5 separate regions of the Homo sapiens genome follow, and regions 1, 3, 4 and 5 are each linked to region 2. A link is a loop called in an ENCODE intact Hi-C map of the cell type or tissue named here. Cell type or tissue: heart left ventricle. All regions are shown on one strand.

Region 1 (4,000 bases), 320 kb after region 2:
TTCTGGGTTTCCTAATGGTGGAACCACCAGGCAGAGTTCCAAGATGGCCAAGCCTTCCTCCCTTCTCTTCCTAAACTTCCCACAGCTATTTAAGAAGTACAGATGACTTCACAGCCCACGGGAGGCATGGCCAATAGCACCTTGAGAAAACCCAGCCCTTTTTAGATAACCTCCTGGGACACCTGTATGTGTGATATAAACTGTCCTCACAGCTGGCCCTAGTCCCATGTGGAAGTGGGTTAGAGGATGATGATGTTTGTAGCATGCTGGAGTTTGGAGTCTCCATGCCATGGGCACACTCTTCCATACTGTTGCCCTCACTCTGACTTCTTCACCCTCACGTCACTCCCTTGCTGCTGTTGAGTGCCTAGAAGGGACCTTTCCATGATGGCTATGGTGGGAGCGAGGGATGTTTTGCCGTGAAATTGCCTTGAAAATAAAATAGTGGGTTCTATCACTGTAAATACTCAGCTTTCTTTGGACAAAGGACATTGTCTTTGAACAGATGGAGAATATTGAAGAAAAAAGATGTCTCTACCATCAAATTCTGGACACTTGAGTGAAACAGTTGAATAAAAAGAACTCAGAGCATTGCTTTTTTTTTGAGACGAGGCTCACTCTGTTGTTTGGGCTGGAGTGCAGTGACACGATCATGGCTCACTGCGGCCTTGACCTCTTGGGCTCAAGTGATCCTCCCACCTCAGCCTCCCAAGTAGCTGGGACTACGGGCACGTGCCACCGTGCCCGGCTAATTTTTATAGAGATAGTGAAGAAGGGTTGGGAGGGTGTCTCACCATCTTGCCCAGGTTGGTCTCAAACTCCTGGGCTCAAGTGATCTGGCCACCGTGGCCTCCCAAATTGTTGAGATTACAGGTGTGAGCCACTGTGCTTGGCATATATTTATTTATTTATTTTGTACACAGACTAGTGGATAATTTGGATACTTTGACTTCCCATTCACCTTTCTGTTTTTTGTTTTTTTCTTTTGAGACAGAGTCTGGCTGTGTCACCCAGGGTGGAGTGCAGTGGCACAGTTATGGTTCACTGCAACCTCCACCTCCCTGGCTCGAGTGGTCCTCCTACCTCAGCCTCCCAAGTAGCTGGAACCACAGGCGCATGCCACCACAGCTGGCTATTTTTTTTTTTTATTTTTGTGGAGATGGGGGTGTCACTGTGTTGTCCAGTCTGGTCTTTAACGCCTGGGCTCAAGTGATCTGCCTCCCTTGGCCTCCCAAAGTGCTGGGATTACAGGCGTGAGCCACCACTCTTGGCCTAACCTTTCCGTTTTAAGGAACAATAGTAGTGTTTTTAAGGAATACCATTAAGAAAGAACATTAGGAAAAAAGGTGCTTTAGTTCTCTGAGTGACTTCTTTTAAGCTTAAGACAAGAATTATCACTTACTTACTAAGTAATCTGTGGGCTGGGCAAGGTAGGCTCGCACCTGTAATCCCAGGACTTTGTGAGGCCAAAGCAAGCAGATTACCCGAGTTCAGGAGTTTGAGACTAGCCTGGCCAACATGGTGAAACCCCATTTCTACTAAAAATACAAAAATTAGTCAGGCATGATAGTGCACACCTGTAATTCCAGCTACTCAGGAGGGTGAGGCAGGAGAATTGCTTGAACCTGGGAGGTGGAGGTTGTAGTGAGCTGAGATCATGCCACTGCACTCCAGCCTGGGTGACAGAGCGAGACTCTGTCTCAAAAAGAAAGAAAGAAAGAGAGAGAGAAAGAGAGAGAGAGAGAGAGAGGAGAGAGAGAGAGAGAGAGAGAAAGAAAGAAAGGAAAGAAAGAAAGAAAGAAAGAAATCTGTGGAAAGCAGTTGTTGGTTCAGTGATAGAAAGAGAGATTCGCAGGTGGGGGCAGGGCAGGGGCCAGGCTGGGCTTCTGCAGGAGTCAGGTGCGGTGGATGTTGCAGCGCAGGTATAGCAGCCCTGGGGGTTTCTTCTCATTGGTCAGCAGGTGGCACCAAATAGCTAAAACTTATCTGGGGAGAGGCATGCCTTGCTTGGGTTTTACCTTGGGTTGGGTTGGATTAAATTTTACTTTCTGTACTTTCAGAATTTGGGATTAATAGCACTTTCACATTTTCTCCCTAGAGATAGAATCCTCCAAGTTTGAATTTTATAAAAGTCTCTGATATTGATAATAGTCATGAAAGTTAACTATATTCAAGATCAGATGATTGCATGACATTATTAATTTTCATTTTTTGGAAGGGTTTATGACTTTGAATGTTAAATGCCACTGTAAGATCATTCAATGGAATATACTTACTCGATTAGATTTCTGAAGTTTTTGTGTTTTTATGAAATCCCATAAATAAATTGCTAACGTAGGTGTGAAAATTAATACACCCGTGAATGTACTTAATTGAGATTGAGTATGTCTCTCTGATGAGAATCCAGGATTTTACTTCCATTCAGGATTTTTCTATTAGAGCAGAGATGGGTGACAGTTTGAGTCACAGATGTTGTGGCTCAGTGGTAAAGTGGATTCAGTGCTTCTTCCTCAGGAACATGTGGGGTGTGTTGGCTGTGTTCTTGGATAGCATGTGAGAAAACAGCCATGACAAAAGAGCAGGCAGTTGTGTGCTGGTACCACCCAAGAGCCTACTGTTTATTTAAGGTGCAGTTAATTTGTTTCAGCTTATTTACTATGGAAACTTGGTTGCATGTGGCATGTGTGGTTATGTGCTGGAACTTTTAAAAAGCTGCATTTCAAGCACGATAAATGTTTCTTTTCTACATATATGGGTTTGTTTATTTTTTGTGTGGTGGCATATGTGAGGGGGAAGAATCATCTCTTGAATGATCCTTCTGTGTTGCTGAGTGGTGTCTGGTTTGGTTAGCACGCAGGCTGTGGTGAGGAGGCCTGCTGACTCTGGCCTAGGTGCACATCTTGGTGCACACTGAACAAGGCTTTCACTAAGTGAGCATCCAGCTACAAAAACCTGACAATAAATTTTTGAGTTTTAAGATGTTGATAACAGCCGGGCATGGTGGCTCACGCCTGTAATCCCAGCACTTTGGGAGGCCAAGGTGGGCAGATCACAAGGTCTAGGAGTTCGAGACCAGCCTGGCCAATATAGTGAAACCCCGTCTCTACCAAAAATACAGAAATTAGCTGGGCATGGTGGCTCGCGCCTGTAGTCCCAGCTACTCGGGAGGCTGAGGCAGAAGAATTGCTTGAACCCAGGAGGCGGAGGCTGCAGTGAGCCGAGATGGTGCCACTGCACTCCAGCCTGGGTGACAGAGCGAAACTCCATCTCAAAAAAAAAAATGTTGATAATTTATTTTTTTTCTTGGGATAGCTTCATACCACTTTAAAAGGGGTGTTGTCTTTTCACTCCTTTCTTCCTACATTTGCAGATTAACAACTTACTTAGATAGCTTCATATGCCTGACTGAGCCTGTTTCCCCCCAGTGAAATTTAAAATATGCGGGAATTTAACCACATTTAACCACACCCATAGGCATCAGGCATAGCACTAGCTCAGTTTCTCAATGTCTCGGGTCTAGTCAGTCCTTCACCAGGCCCTGTCAGTTCTCCCTCCAAAGCACATCCACCTCTAAGCACATCCACCTCTTAACCATCCCCGCTTCTCCACCCAGAGCTGCACCGCCATCATTTCTGGAGTAGCCTCCCAAGTGGCCCCTGCTTCCATTATTGCCGCCTAGAATCTGTTTTCCACACAGCCCTGGGAAGAATATTTTACAAATACACTCAAGGGTGGTGTCGGTTATTAGCTTAAAATCCTGCAGTTGCTTCCCGCCACACTTGGGCTCGCCCACCTCCCTCCCTAACCTTGTCTCCGAGTCTCTCCCGCTGCCCACTAGACTCAGCCACATTGAACTTGCCGTTCCTCCTGCATGCTATGCTGCTTCCTTTGCCTGAAACACTATTATTCTTGATCTGTGCGTGACTCATTCCTCTTGACATTGAGTTCTCAGTTTCAGGACCCACTCGAGAGGCCTTCCCTGATCACCAGATCTAAAAAT
Region 2 (4,000 bases):
GTATGTATTCTCAAGCACCTGCATAGGCATGGTGGGTAAAGTCTGTGAGGCCATGGTGGATATTGCCAGTAACCCATGGGAGCTGGTCTAAAAAATTCTGAGACAGCATCTGGGCCTAGAGAGGGAACCACCAGAAAAAGCAGTCAGCATCTGAGATGATGCCCGGAGAGAAGCAGATAGACCATCTGCAAGGAAGAGAAGGCTTGGTTTCTTAGAGGGTGACCTACTGTTTTCTGTTCTTGTCCTTGGTTTCTCACAAAACCTTTGCATATCCTCTTATGACATCAGTATACATTCTCCTCTCCCCGCCTACTCCTATTATACATCTACCCTTCACCTCTTTGAGATGGCTTGAGTTGATCTGTCTTCCCAGATGAGGCAGCAGTCACATCCTGTTGCTGTGAGGTATTTTCAGCTCTTCCACAAAGGGCCTAGATGGTAAAGACCCATCTCTTCAAAATTCTTTCTATAGTGACTTAGATTTACCTTCCCAAGTATCTCCTTTTTACCAATGTCTTCCAAATATTTTCATTCCTTTATAAATCCCTTTTCTGAAATACTCCTCCCCTCTACCCCTCTGAAGTTCAACTTTCTTCTCAGAGCCTTTAGTCTACACAGATTTACCAGAGTGTTTGCATAATTGGGTCAGGATATTCATCTGCAGCTAATTTTGCACTTTTAATGTGATACAAGCTTTGGTTTAGGGTTAATTTGTATCAATAATTATGAATAATGTACTTATCAAACATAAATTCCTTTTTTGAGTGTATATATTTCCTGGATATTTATGGCCATGTTCTCTTTAATAATTCCTATATTTATCATTCTAATTTACTTCTATTGCCTAGTCCAAGGATCATTCTGCCTAGTACTGATTCTGCCTAGTACTGATGCATTCTTTTGAGAAGGAATAAAGTTACTGCATTATTTTAATGTAAGCTTGCTTTTTGATGGGGCATGCACACTGCCTCCTCACCCTCTTATACCTGAAACTTTCCATATTTTTGTTAATTCCCCTGTCCTTGAAGACATTTGGATTTTAAGTTTGGGGCCTTGGGCTCAGTATATCGTTGTAATTTATTTGTTTGCAAATAATTTTCTTAAATATTCATAATGAATGACATTGTGCATTAGAGGCAGATACCATGAATTGTAATTTAGATCTGTTATTTACCACCATTGCTGGTCGTGCTTGGAAAACTACTTTGAATTATTCTCCTATCCACTTAAAATTTATTTTCAAGTCCTGTGATTCTAAAATGCTTTTATTCAGATTATGTTATCATATGTTCTTGTTTAATTAGGTTGCCTGTCACTTTGCTAAAGGTCTAATTAGAAACGATATCTCTATTGTGTTTGATTCAGAATGAATGTACTAAAAGGCACTTTGAAAATAAGATAATGTCCTCGATGATGATATCCTTTATTTATGCCAGGTGCCTATTAGTATTTTGTAAACTCTCCATTTCACTTTAGCTCAATCTAATCCTCTTTGTGATTTTTTTCCATAATTGTAGAGTAAATAAAATTCACCTACTGGCTCCAAAATGTAATTTAGAAATGCAAACTAAATGTTCCCCTGTAGGGGGTGCAATCTGTTTTAAACTCTCAATATGTGTAATGAAAGCTATAAACCATAGAGGGAACTTTCGTGGGTTCCATCCATATTGTTCGGGGCAGGCTTTTTGAGTGATTTGAAAACTTTGTAAATTTGATGGTAGCCAATGTTTTTCTCAAGTTATAAAATTTACATAATATTAGGATGAATGCAGTACATTTATTTTTTTGTTATGATTTGGGGCATTGTATTAGAGTTCTCTAGAGAAGCAGAACCAATTGTGTGTGTGTGTATATGTGTGCATGTACATGTATATATATGTATATATGTAGAGGGAAAGTATGTGTCTGTATATATGTTTATATAGATATCTATATATAGATATATAGGTATATATATGCCTATATCTCAAGTTATTATATGTACATATATACAACATGTATATGTGTGTGTGTGTGTGTGTGTGTGTGTGTGTGTATAAAGAGAATGTGAGGAAATGGCTCATGCAATTATGATGGTGGGCAAGTTGGAATTTGTAGGGAAGGCTGGCAGGCTAGAAATTCAAGTAAGAGTTGATATTGTAGTCTTGATTCTGAAGCCTGGAAATGGTTAGAACTTCTATGTTGTAGTCTGGAGGCAGAATTTCCTCTCTCAGAAGCCTCAGTCTTTGTTCTTTAAGTTCTTCAATTGGTTGGGTGACACCCACCCACATTATGGAGGGTAATTTGCTTTACTTAAATTCAACTGATTGTAAATGTTAATCATATCTACAAAATACTTTTACAGCAACTTCTAGACTAAAATTTGACCAAACAATTAAGCACCATAGTCTAGCCAAGTTGACACATAAAATGTAACATCACAGGCCTCTTGCATATGTTATTGTCAGTAAGCCAAATTAAAGATAATGGTAGCTAGCATTTTTACTAACTTGGATTCAATATTTAGTGCAACTCTGCAGTAATAAAGATGTGAATTATACTGTAGCACTCCAAAATTGAGTGAATAGGACATGAAACAAAAGCCATGAACCATGATTCTTATCAGTTTGGATTTTTTCCAGAACATTTTTTGAGTCGGTCTTCTGCAATGGTATTGTTCTAGTTTGTTCTTTGAAACTCAGCTTTCAAGTTCTGTGTGTGCATTCAATATTGGGCAATTTTGAACGCATACTTAGAAGAGCGGCCAAAATGTAGATTAGAGAGAGAAGGTCAAACAACTTCTCATCCTGTGCAATTTCTGCAATCCTAAGCCTGTTATAACACAGAGTGTTCCAGGACCTCCCACAGATCCATGAAATGTATTCTCTGGGTTATGGTCTGCATGTGATTTGCTGTTCCTTGATGTCAAGCTTGCTGTTCATCTGACCCTCAAGATCCAGTCAGAGTCTTCAGTCACACTCACCCTCTAATTTTTTTGTATGTGTGTCACCAAGTTTTTGTCTTCTGTAATTCAGTTCACACTAAAAAAAAAAAAACTTTTTATTTCCCCCCTATATCCCTAAAGTGGTTCTTCCTCTTTCCCTCCCCTCTTCTTCCCTCTGTCTCTCTGATTTCTCAGTTTGATCCTGATGTGAATAACATACTACCCTTAGTCTTACATTTCTAATTTTTACTTTCTGTGGGAAACTTCCATCTATGTTTTTCTTTTTTCTTTTTTAAATCCTTAGCATAGTAAATGGAGGTTTGTTGTGTGGGTGTGGGAGCCGGGGGTGCAGGGGGTGGGATGTTTCTTTTTAATTGTTAGAGCTTGATCTCTACATGACTTTCCATTAGCTTGGAATCATGTGACTCCCAGGGTTGGGCAGGAAATTAGCTTTTGTCCAGAAGAGCAGGATACAACAAAAATTATTTTCTTAGCTCCAAAGGCCTCTTTGCTGCAGAAGCCCAAATTGAAAGAGTGGCTTAGTGATTCACTTAAGTCATTAGACAGCCTGCTGATAAGAATTAGTTTAGATTTTGAAAAAAAAGGGAGACTTTTTTTTTTCAGGGCTAAGTATAGGTCTCAGTTATAGAGAAAAGTAAGAGGAAAAATTGTCATATGCATACAGTATTACATAATATTCTATGTCATAAATCAAATTTTATGGGAGTAGGCATTTGTTGCATTGTGTCCTCATACCCAATTGTGTGATTGTGTGTGTGTGTGCATATATGTTCATTGAGGCAATTTGTAATAGAAAGTTTATTGGATTTTACTTTGATTTCTCCTTTATTAAAGTATTGAGGAAATGACAAAAACAATTCTTTGCTTTTACTTTTTTTTTTTGGCAAGCTCCACTTTTAAAACTGTTTATTTTTACAGATGTATTTCATCAGTTCTTAAGAATGAAGCTAGGAATGTTTGCTGGCTTCTCAGTTAGTACCACCCAGAAACTGAAAAAAATCTGTTTTCTTAAAATATGACATTGGGGGGAAGTAGAGAAACTTTTCATTTTTGTGA
Region 3 (4,000 bases), 500 kb after region 2:
ATATGAAAAGCTGTTCAACATCATGGATCATCAGAGAAATGCAAATCAAAACTACAATGCGATATCATCTCACTCCAGTTAAAATGGCTTTCATCCAAAAGTCAGGTAATAACAAATGCTGGCAAGGGTGTGGAGAAAAGGGAACTCTTGTACACTGTTGGTAGGAATGTAAATTAATATAGCCAAAATGGAGAACAATTTGGAGGTTCCTCAAAACAATTTGGAGTTTCCTAAATATAGAGCTACCTTATGATCCAGCATTCCCCCTCCTAGGATAAACCCAAAAGAAAGGAAATCAGTGTATCAAAGAGAAATCTTTACTCCTATGTTTATCGTAACACTATTCAAAATAGCCAAGATTGGGAAGCAACCTAAGTGTCCATCATCAGATGAATGGATAAAGAAAATGTGGTACATAGACACAATGGAGTACTATTCAGCCGTAAAAAAGAATGAGATCCTGTCATTTGCAAGAACATGAACGGAACCGGAGGTCATTATGTTAAGTAAAATAAGCCAGGCACAGAAAGACAAACTTCACATGTTTTCACTTATTTGTGGGAGCTAAAAATTACAATAATTGAACTCATGGAGATAGAGTAGAAGGATAGTTATCAGAGGCTGGGAAGGGTAGTAGGAGGCTGTTGGGGAAGTGGGGATGGTTAATGGGCACAAAAGTTAGAAAGAATTAACAAGGTCTAGTAGTTGATAGCACAACAGGGTGACTATAGTAAAATTAATTTAATTGTACTTTTAAAAATAACTGACAGACTATATTTGGATTGATTGTAACACAAAGGATAAATGCTTGAGGTGATAAATTTTAAAAAGGCTTCAACAACAACAACAAAAAACAACGAATACAAGTAAATTGAACTTGCTCATTAAGGTCATGTAATTTGGAAAATGGTGTTTACTTTATGTTTTTTTCTAAATATTTTAAGATTAAATGCTGAATTAGAAAAATGCATTGGAATTTCAAGTATATATAACAATTTATTAGGTCGGTACGAAAGTAATTGCTGTTTTTGCCGTTTTGCCATTACTTTTAAATGGCAAAAACAGCAATTACTTTTTTGCCATTACTTTTAAAATGGCAAAAACAGCAATTACTTTTGCAACAACCTAATAAAAGAAGAAATAGATTAACATAAATGTGGCATTTTGAATAAAATTGCTTATGCAATTTTTCATTAAGGCAAAAACTAACAATTCTGAGTGGCAATTAGAGTGACTCATCAATCAAATTATTTGATTGCATCAAAATGAAAAACTCAACAATTTGGCATTTTAAGCAATGAGTCCAAAGATATTCCAATTATATTGCTTAGTCCCCAGAGTATTTTTCCCCTTGTCTGGGATTGGCCAATACTGAAAACCATGCCTCTTCCTAAAATATAATGAAAGCTATGTTTTGAAGAGGCTTCTTAGGTCATCTAGACAGGGCCCTGTGATCCTGTGATGAGAGCTACCATTTATTGAATGTCTAGTGTGTGCCAGGCACTGTGCTAAGTCCTTTACATGCTTATTCTGCTCAGCATCATCCCCATTTTACAGATAAGGAAACAAAGATACAGAGACAGATGTTAGCTTGTCAAGTCACACGTCTGGTAAATAGTGGAGACAGGATTTGCACCAGGCAGACTGACTGTGGCTCCAGTTTCCCACTGGTTTTGGAGCTGTATTAAAACAAGCACCAGGATAAATAAATATGGGGGTAACTGTGCAACCAAAGAAAGGAACCTGAAGAATTGTTGACATGTGCAGCTCAAGATATAATCTGCTGTCCCAATTTTCCTTTTTCTACTCACTCTTTTTTTTCTATTGCTACTGTTGCAAAGCAAACAAGCTATCCAAATAGTCCACCTTTTAAACTAACTGTAGACTAAAAATATCATTTATTTATACTTTAAAAAATCTTGTAGATTTAGTAAAGGAAGATTTAGTAAAAATTCAATGAAGGAAGTATTTTCTGCTTAAACAGCTTGAGTTTACCTCTTGGTACACAAGATGTGGCCCTTTATTAAAGATATGGTCTTCTGTCGCCATCTTCAGGAAGAGATATAAATATCTCCTCTCTCGTGCTGTCAATTTTTAGTACATTCATGATTCAACCAAAGTTTGTTATATACAAAGAGATAAAAGCAGAATTAAAAAACATTTCTTAGTACATTTAGTGCACTAGTGGCCAGTATTTAAAGAGAATCTAAAAAGTAGACTGCAGTATAGAGAAAAAAGAGTATTGTATGTCAAAATGGGTTTTGACATTTTTAAGGAAAATTTGGGGTCTTCATCAAACTCTAACATTATTGAAATTTTTCTTAATAAAATATACCTGTAAGCTTTGTCTTGCTTTCCAAAGGTTTATGTCCAATGAGCAGAGGATAAAGTGCATCTTATTTCCTCCTAAGCTTATTTCTGCAGTCATGGAAGTTGCCCTTGCCTGGTGTTCTATAGAACATACTTAGATCTTGGCCCCAGAGAGCCTATCTTGTTCACTGATCTATCCCCAGCTACCAGCAAGATTTGTGACCCATCGTAGGCACCAGTAAACATTTGTCAAGTCAATGCTTTCCTTCTTGTGTTTTACAATGAATCATCCTTTACTGTATAACTTTGGAGATAACCTAGATTTAACCAAAAATGTTGGCCAGGCCCACCCAGCTTATCTTATCAGTAAGTGAAATGAGCTTTCTCTAAGGCAAGCCAGCCTCAGGATTAAAAAAAAAATACCCCCTGCTATTCACAGATCCTAAAATTCTGTTATGAAAAAGTCACCTTTTTGAGTGTTACCTTTTTACAATTTCCTACATAGGAAAATTAACTTTTTTTTTTTTTTTTTTGAGACAGAGTCTCACTCTGTTGTCAGGCTGGAGTGCAGTGGCACGATCTCAGCTCACTGCAACCTCCGCCCCCCAAGTTGAAGCGATTCTTCTGCCTCAGCCTCCTAAGTAGCTGGGATTACAGGCGCCTGCACTGCACCCGGCTAATTTTTTTTGTATTTTTAGTAGATACAAAGTTTCACCTTCTTGGCCAGGCTGGTCTTGAACTCCTGACCTCGTGATCCACCCGCCTCGGCCTCCCAAAGTGCTGGGATTGCAGGTGTGAGCCACCGCGCCCGGCCAGAAAATTAACGTCTTAAGTGCTGTTAACTCTAAGTTTGGCTGGACTCAGGGGAGCCTTAATTCCTGGGTTAAGGGATACCTTATCAGGAGTAGTACTACAGCAACTGTGGAAGGTGAGTGGTTAGGGTATGGGAAGAACATATTAGAATTTCTACATATGTCATCTTTAAAATGTCTTTGTTTTACATGACATTTAGGGTATATAACTCATTTTTTTTCTTTTTTTTTTTTTTTTTTGGGACGGAGTCCCGCTCTGTCGTTCAGCCTGGAGTGCAGTGGTGCGATCTCGGCTCACAGTGACCCCCGCATCCCAGGTTCAAGAGATTCTCCTGCCTCAACTTCCTGAGTAGCTGGGACCACAGTTGCACACCACCACACCTAGCTAATTTTTTTGTATTTTTAGTTGAGACAGGGTTTCACCGTGTTAGCCAGGATGGTCTCGATCTCTGGACCTTGTGATCCACCCACCTTGGCCTCCCAAAGTGCTGGGATTATAGGTGTGAGCCACCATGCCCAGCCATGGTATATAACTTATTAATACAGTAGTACATGTATATAATTTATTCTTATATATTTACACACACATCAGAGTGCTCACTAAAAATGTCTTATTAATAAGTTTGAAGATCACTGTTTAAAAAACGTGACTTTGGAGTCAGACCTACACTTGAAGTACAGCTCTTTCACCTATAGATGTGGGAAACTGGATAAATTCTTTAACCTCTTTAAATCTTTATTTTCTCTTTCATAAAATGGGAATAGTAATATTACTTTTGCAAGGTTGTGGTGAAAATTGAAGGAGTGGTCTGTAACGTATTCAGCCCTGGGCCTACAAAATATTAACAGTTCAGTAAATACAGCTGGCTTCATGGGGT
Region 4 (4,000 bases), 290 kb after region 2:
TTACCCAAATAAATGATCAACTTATATGAAAACATATCCATCATCACTAGTAAGCAGACTTGCAAATGATAATAACAAGCTATCACTTTGGAGACCTGCAGTGATCTTAGAAACTTAATACTTGACGCTGATTAAGGTAGAAGGAAACAGGCCCTCTGTACAAGGTTGATGGGAGGGTCCATTTCTGTAGAGCAGTTGGTTTCCTTCTAGAAAATTTATCCTATGAAGATAATTGGACAAGGTTATAATGATATTACTGTGCTCATGGAAGTATTGAGAATAGTGAACAACTATGTGTCCTGTAATAGGGACTTGGTTAAATAAATTTTGGTACATCCATATTGTAGAACACCATACAGCTATTACATATGATGATATGCGCATATGTTTATGGAAGTCGTTGCTCAGGAAATTGTAAATGGAGATAAACAGACAGCATGGAACATGAAGATACGAAATCTGCTTCTGGCTGTTGGTCTGGGGCCCCCACCAGGAAACCAGCACACCTGGCTTCCTTCTTTTTTACCGTAAGACCAGAGAAACCCTAGAGTTGCAGTGAGGAACTGTCTTGGGTTCTCTGAAAATGAGCATCATGAAAAATGCCTGGCTTAAAAGAAGAGAAGGAATTAATACATTTTGTTACAGGTATTATATTGGCTTCATTTAACAAATGCAGGAACAATTTTATAACTGGAACATTTAGCCACTGCAAAAACCATGAATTAGTTTTTTGGTTTTTTTCAAGTTTTCCACTAAGCTCACTTGAGTACTTTCTTCCTTCTTCCTTTGAGACTCACTCTAACCACCAGGGAGTCACCTCTTTATTGATCTGCCTCTTGATGCCAGGAATTTCCTTTCTTCTACCATACTTTACCTATGTTTGGTGAAACATTTGAATTCACATGTTACTGAACAGTGACTTGGTGTGTTAACCTTCTTAGGTTTTTAAACTTTGAACAACTGCCTTTCCTCAAAGGCAAAACTAACTTTTTTGGGAATTGCAGAAATCGTAACTCCCCAGGGACAGCTCACCCTCAGTCCTCCAAGCCATAGAATTTAAAGACTGCCTTGATGCCACCAAAAACCTCAGTACCTTTTGTTACAGAAAGAACATTGTGTGGTATACTTCCTATGTTTTGAAAAATATCTGCAAATATTTTGGGAACTGAATTTTGGGAAGGGCTACCCTCTGGCTGAACTCTGCTTACAAAATCCATAAAAACAGGGTTCCAGCTCTGCACAGCAGGACAGGTGCAAGTGTGCGCCAGTAACCTCACAGCCGGAGACCATCTCTACAAACATCCTGCCAGGAGAAGAGTAGAGAATAACAAAGGAAAAAAACAAGCCCTCCAGTTGGCATTCTTGTTGAGGAAGTCCATCAAGAATCAAGTTCCTGTCAACTTGTTTCTGTATTCTTTTGCTTAAAGAATCACAGTAGAGAGTCCCAATCTGAAAAAAACTTTGTTATATTTCTTAGGTTGGGGATACATACAGCATGGAGTTGGAACTTCAGTCTGTGGAGCCAAACCCAGACTGAAAGGCAGCAAGAGAGTAGCAGCTAAGAGCATAGACTAAGTGCTTCCACTGGGTGGAGCATGACCAGTGCATTCACAAGACGGGAATGTTCGGTAGACTTGCTGCCGGCCATGTGTGTGGCTTCTGAGCACATGTGGCTGGTGTGAATTTTAAATTTTATTTAATTTAAATTAAATTTAAATAGCTACACATGGCTTGTGATGACTGTGTTAGACAGCACAGGATAGACTTAGAAGCTAGACTACTTGGGTTCAAATTCCAGCTTCACTATCGTTTACCTCTGTGACCTTGGACAACATTCCCTGAGCGCTTTATGCCACAGTTTTCTCATTTGTAAAGTGATAAAAAGATAATAGTGCCTACCTCAAAAAAGGTTATTTTGAGGATTAAATGAGTTAATATTTGTAAAGGGCTTAGACCTGGGCACATAGTAAAAGCTATATCAGTGTTTCCTAAATAACGCAACTATATATACATCCCTAAAGTGAAAAATTGAACCTAGATCCATACTATATTTTTTTTCAAGAAGCTCCCATGCATCCATTGTCAATGCATTTTTCTTAAACACCCCTTAAATATTGGGGAAAGCAGAAAAGTCATTTATTTGATAAATATGTCTGGAGCCCGTACTTTATGCCAAATGCTGTGTTGGGTGCTGGAGATACATGTGTTGGTGCATAGAGACTTGATTCATCCTAATAAAAGGGTAACGGTCCCGCAGTGTTTTCACCTAGTGGTTAAGGAACTTTATAATACGAAGGGACTTTAAAAGTAGGGTAAAGGTGTAGATGTAGACGGAGAAACCCAGGAGACTTTGCATTTGCTCCTAGTCAGCTGGCTGGGACTTCACCCTTCACCTCCTGTTGGCTCATGCTTTTCCCTTTGCACCTGTGGAGCACAGGTGTGTCCTGAGGCCCTCACCAGCCATGCAGAAGCCTTCAGGTAGGGTTAACATTTGCCCACTTCTGGAAGGGATCGATCTGTTCTCAGATGACAGTGATAATTCTTGGCCTATTTTGACTCAATAGTGGCAATATTAGTAGTTTTTTTGTATTTGTTTTAATTTTTTTCTCCTTATTTAAGGAAAAGTTGGAAACTAATGTTGCTTCCTCCATTTTTTTTGTTTGTTTAAACTTTGCTGGTTCATGAGATTGAAAAGTCTGTGCTTAGACCATACCACCCGATGCAGTTTGTGTAAGCCTTAAAAAATAAATATTTCAGCCCCAACATTCATGTAGTACTAAAAGTGAGAGGCTTTTGAACCATAACTGATTTGACAAGAAATGGACATAATGGAGGAAGGTGACTGGTTGTTTGCGTGTTGATTTGCTTTCAGCACTTGCTAAAACGTGGAGCCAAGGGGAGAGAATCCACCAGGTTGCTTTACATGTGAAAAATATTAAAATGTCAGCACAGCCCAGCCACTGACATAAGAAAAACCGTTTCACAGTTAAGTCTCTAAATAATGTCCTAAAAACACAACATTTGTAATTATCTAATTAATAAAGGATACAGGTAATAGAAGTAATATGGAAGGCATTTTCTGGTAGATAAAGCTTCAGAAACCTTCACATCTGCACATGATTATGAAGCCCCTGTTATTACTTTGCTTTCCCCCTTCCTTTAGCCCATGTTTCTCACTATGAACTAATAGTACATAATAATAAAACCCTGGATGTCAGCCAACACAGAGTTTTGGCTAACTTTTCCAGTGTTTGTTAAAGTTGAAAAAGCATTGCAGCTGTTATGCTGGGTACTTTCCAATGGAGGATGTGTTTTCCAGATGAAGGCGCAAATGGTAATTGAAATGTAATCAGTATTTTTGGCATCTTGGAATTATAATTCTTTTTACGTTTGTAATGTTAATTGTTCATTTCTTAGGATTTGTTTTGTGTTTTTCTGTGATCTGTAATCTACTAAAAGTGAGAGAATGAACAAATGTTTTAGGCGGTTTTTCATTCTTTGAAAGAAAAATGGCAAGTAGTCACGTTTGTTAGGTGATGGCTTATTTTAAATAATCACAAAATTTATGTTTGAGACATTTTATTGTAAGACTCATGTTTCAGGCAACAGAAAACAGAAAATCTAAATCTCAAATACAACAAAATTTTAGAGATGAATGGAAACTTCTAGATCACTTGGATAGGCTGAAGACTCAGTGGGCCTCAGGTGTTCCCAGGACCAGGCTGCTGGAGATGTCCCTTTCTTTGAGAGATTTGTTCTGTTTTTTTTTCATCTCGATCCACTGTGTTAAGGAGGGGTGGGGTGTGTCTGCTGATGGTTTTATTGGTATTTGAGGTTTCTAAAGTTTTTTGTTTAAGCTAGAAAGAGCTCTAGCTGATTAGTAGCTCTCAATCCTTGGCTGGATATTTTATTTTTTGTTTTGTTTTGTTTTGAGACAGGGTCTGGCTCTGTTGCCCAGGCTGGAGTGCAGTGGCGCAATCATGGCTCACTGTAACCTCTG
Region 5 (4,000 bases), 220 kb after region 2:
GAGGGAACTGGGACTCATCTGTCTTAGTCATTGCTGTTTCTCCAACACACAGGCACTCAGCAGATTTTTACTGAGTGCATATTTGCATATGTGAATGCATCTCTGGGGGTCTGTTTTCCTACAAAACCTGAGGGTAATTATCACAGAAAGCATGCATGGTAACTGGGAAGGATGAACATACTAATTCCAGCATGACCTTGAATTTTTAAATTGATTTGGAGAATAGTAAATGCCATTGGGATGCCAAAGAGAGCAAGAGATGTTGGTGCAGGGGAAGGGTGTTGTAAACAAAGAGAGGAATGCAAACAATAATCCCTAAATGTCCAGAAAAACTTTGGGAGACTGATGAGGAGGAATCATTTTATTTTTATTTTGCCAAGGAAGGATATTATGGAGAAATTTTATCATCTACTGTCACATCACCATCATGTCATAAAATAAAGGACATTTAACTTCCAAAAAGTAGAAAAGATATAAACTTCGTTTTTCAAAAAAATTGAATAAACTGTGCTTTAGGAAAACTCCCTATATTGACTTATTTCTCTCATTGCAGCACAGTCCTTTGGAAACATTGTCCTAACACTGTCAGGAACCACTGACTTAAGTGACTGACTCTAGTCGAGGAGCAATCACTGGCAACTTTCCTAAGTCTTTGCTTCTCAATATGTCTATGGACAATTAAAGCTCTCTGATAAATATTCACTACTAGGGTATTGTAACGTTTAGATGACCTCAGAAACCTGGCATTGAGATGTTACTTAGAATTTTCTCCCTATCTCAACCAAGTATAAGGCCAGGCCTACAAATAAAAAGGTGTTTTAAGTGAATAAATGTTTTTTTGTGTGTGTGTGTGTAAAGTGTATGTGTATGATGCCTTAAGGAAGAAACTGACACATCAACAGAGTTTTAAAATGTTTAAAAGACCAGTAGTACCAACTGAAACTAATGGCCAAGACATCTAGTATCATGGTTACGTTACATAGAACACAATGTAGAATTTCCTTTCGTTTTACTGTAAATTGCTTTAAAAATACGTATTTTTAAAAGTGTAAGATAAAAATGTAGCCGGAATTTATTCCTTCTGGTGGGTTCTTGGTCTCGCTGACTTCAAGAATGAAGCCGCAGAGTCTTGTGGTGAGTGTTACAGCTCTTAAAGATGGTGCGTCCGGAGTTTGTTGCTTCAGATGTGTCCAGAGATTCTTCCTTCCTGTGGGTTCGCTGTGTGGGTGACTTCAGGAGTGAAGCCTCAGACCTTCCCAGTGAGTGTTACAGTTCTTAAAGGTGGCGAGTCTGGAGTTGCTTGTTCCTTCCAGTGGGTTCGTGGTCTCACTGACTTCAGTAAAGAAGCCGCAGACCCTCGCGGTGAGTGTTACAGCTCATAAAAGTAGCGTAGACCCAAAGAGTGAGTAGCAGCAAGATTTACTGTGAAGAAGAAAAGAACAGGAGGTTGCTGCTGCTGGCTAGGGTGGCCAGCTTTTATTGCCTTATTTGGCCACGCCCACATCCTGCTGATTGCTGCATTTTACAGAGGGCTGATTGGTCCATTTTACAGAGTGCTGATTGGTCCATTTTACAGAGTGCTGATTGGTGCATTTTTACAGAGTGCTGATTGGTGCATTTACAATCCTTTAGCTAGACACAGAGCACTGATTGGTGCATTTTTACAGAGTGCTGATTGGTGCATTTACAATCCTTTAGCTAGACGCAGAAGTTCTTCAAGTCCCCAACAGACCCAGAAGCCCAGCTGGCTTCACCTCTCAAAAAGATACAAATGACAGAGACAATTGAAAAAAAAATGTTTAATCTACTGGGGAAACTAAGAAACAAAACCAAAGGAGGCAGATGATATCAACCATTATTCAAATTTACTGCTGAACCAATGTATTCAGGAATAACACCCACATGAAAGGAGAATATATATTGAAAATGGAAATGTGAATAATTTCCTTAGATGACTGACTTCATTTGCAAAGAGGAAAATCTGCTCCCAGAGAATATGCAAAATGCAAGCAACAGTGATGGTAAACAAAGTTTTAAAGGGAGAAGTTGATGAAGATTCTGGGCCATAGGGGCATTCACCAGACAGCATCTAAAAGAAGTAGAGGTGGCTGGGACCTGTGTCACAGCCCATTAGATGCCATTTTAAGAGATTAATAATTCAGGGCCTGGGTAGCACGGGGTGACTGCAGTCATACATATAAGCAAATAACAATGAGGACTAAGTGTTTGGTCTTTCCATTGACTTATTGGTTCCTGGATGGCAGTAAACAGGGTCTTCAGTGTCTGGCTCACTAGATAAACAAGAGTAATAAGAGGAATCATACTGGTCCCAATTTGGAACTCCAGCTCTGCAGAGGGCATCCACACCCACCTCAAGTCAAAAAGTAAGAAAACTCAATTAGCAGCTGTTCTCCCTCCGCCCCCTTCTGAGGAGGGAAGGGAGTGGAGTTTTCTCCCACACACTTTCTAAGCCATGGGGGAGTCTCCCGAGCTTCTGAACAGCAGTCAGGAAACAAGGCTGTTCAGGAAGCTGGTACTGTGAACCACAAGTCCTCTGAAGAGCTTCAGTGGAAAATAATACTAGTGGATAGATTTAAATTCCTCATACAACCAAAGTTGTTCTTTGTACTTCTAATAGATGTTATAATTTTTTACATAAATACTGTACAATGTCTGTGAGTTAAAATCAGATTCAAAACCTAATCTTTTGATGCAATAAGCAGTCAAATCTTTTCCTGGTTCTCAGGACAAGCGAAGGAAGTCAGTATGAAACTTCCCTTACCAGAGAATGTCTGCTCAACATGTTCTTCCTGGAAACACCTTGAAAATAAAATGGCTCCCAGACCCTCCAGTTTCCCTTGGTTGGGGAAGTCAGAGCCGATCATGGGCTTAAATCTTGTGTGTTATTGGGGATATATCACCTAGCTGAAGAAAATAGACCTAATGACCCTGATTTGTCTGAATTTTCATAAAGAGATTGCAAAGACTCCAGACATTTTTGCCTCAAGACTCAGCTGAACTCATATTAGTCTTGCATTTATAAGGAGAGCCTCTGCCAAGAGGTAAGGATAGCAGGAGAGAGGAGTTGGGAGACCTGGATTCAGTCATGCCTATTCCAGGAGGCAGCCGCGTGTTGACTGTGATCATGCCATGTCACTTAACTTCTCTGAACTTTAATTTTCTTAGCTGGATAATTAGAATATATATGATCTTTATAGTCTTCTATAGATCCAAAAAAGTATGATTTGATGTGTATAACTAAGTCTGGGTGGCTGGACAGAAAGTTTGAATAGGTCAATTGCCCAACAATAGACTGGTTATATCATTCAGTTGTTGAAATGACCAATATAACCAGGTTTTTTTTAAAAAAAAAAAAAAAAAAAAAAACCCTGGCTAGCTATTTTCAGCAACCTTAACTACTTACTGGCTTGACTATGAAGCAGTCCTTTTGATTGCTTAAAATTAAAAATAGTTAAAATAGCTTTTAAAAAATAAGAATAACCACCCTTTGATCAATTGAACATTTCAACAACTGATCAATTGATCTCTGTCACCTAATCTGGCCTTATTTATGAGTGTCTTGAGACACATATCCCACAGGGTTACTCTACAAACTCTCCTCCCTTAGTGTCTACAGCACAACTTTTCACTGCCTCCTGGATAGTTTTTCTTGTTCTATTTACAACTCCTCTTTCTCTGTCCATTCCCTAAATATTTGTTCCTTGGCGTTCCCTCTCAGATGTTTTCCTCTCTTGCTGTATCTGCCCTCCTCGGATGATTTCACCCTCACCTACAATGGTGTGCTGGCAAATGTTTAACAAGCAGCGCTTCCAGGGTGAAGAAAAGCCCTGACTTGCAGTGTTTGCTGATTTCTGTGGTGTAAATACTCTCACTATGGCCAATATCAGGCTCCCAGACATTATGGAGTTGGGAAGAGAGGCATATAACTGACGCTTAACAGCTGAATGAACTAGCTCTAGCACACCACTGCATCCCTGAC

What was found. Hi-C counts contacts between places; a loop is a spot of excess contacts. Peaks named below come from ENCODE experiments on the same cell type or tissue, not always from the same donor. Only the 100,000 strongest peaks of a DNase experiment are listed, where the experiment ranks them.
Region 1: a loop joins it to region 2, with 2.3 times the contacts of the local background. A loop is called at or near these places in 8 of 110 quality-filtered maps.
Region 3: it touches region 2 in a loop (2.3-fold over the local background); 18 of 110 quality-filtered maps call a loop at or near these places.
Region 4: a loop joins it to region 2, with 2.3 times the contacts of the local background. A loop is called at or near these places in 23 of 110 quality-filtered maps.
Region 5: it touches region 2 in a loop (4-fold over the local background); 2 of 110 quality-filtered maps call a loop at or near these places.

The regions. Positions count from the first base shown.
Region 1 is chr2:54,520,929-54,524,928 of GRCh38, forward strand. The region is part of intron 1 of SPTBN1 (spectrin beta, non-erythrocytic 1); the gene reads left to right. The region is part of intron 3 of SPTBN1-AS1 (SPTBN1 antisense RNA 1); the gene reads right to left. Among named protein-coding and RNA genes, the nearest start is that of SPTBN1-AS1, 36 kb to the right of the region's middle. RefSeq lists an enhancer at 3,792-3,961. In heart left ventricle, a CTCF peak has its summit at 1,964 (motif pointing right); no DNase peak of the experiment used is centred here; H3K27ac peaks cover 861 bases.
Region 2 is chr2:54,205,172-54,209,171 of GRCh38, forward strand. The region is part of intron 3 of ACYP2 (acylphosphatase 2); the gene reads left to right. Among named protein-coding and RNA genes, the nearest start is that of TSPYL6, 49 kb to the right of the region's middle. In heart left ventricle, a CTCF peak has its summit at 1,583 (motif pointing right); no DNase peak of the experiment used is centred here; H3K27ac peaks cover 1,881 bases.
Region 3 is chr2:54,702,842-54,706,841 of GRCh38, forward strand. No RefSeq gene overlaps it. Among named protein-coding and RNA genes, the nearest start is that of EML6, 19 kb to the right of the region's middle. In heart left ventricle, a CTCF peak has its summit at 2,060 (motif pointing left); no DNase peak of the experiment used is centred here.
Region 4 is chr2:54,496,633-54,500,632 of GRCh38, forward strand. All of the region lies in intron 1 of SPTBN1 (spectrin beta, non-erythrocytic 1), which reads left to right. It also overlaps the pseudogene C9orf85P1. Among named protein-coding and RNA genes, the nearest start is that of SPTBN1, 42 kb to the left of the region's middle. RefSeq lists an enhancer at 536-1,075 and a silencer at 1,536-1,720. In heart left ventricle, a CTCF peak has its summit at 1,597; no DNase peak of the experiment used is centred here; H3K27ac peaks cover 2,215 bases.
Region 5 is chr2:54,420,940-54,424,939 of GRCh38, forward strand. No RefSeq gene overlaps it. Among named protein-coding and RNA genes, the nearest start is that of SPTBN1, 33 kb to the right of the region's middle. In heart left ventricle, no CTCF peak of the experiment used is centred here; no DNase peak of the experiment used is centred here; H3K27ac peaks cover 1,291 bases.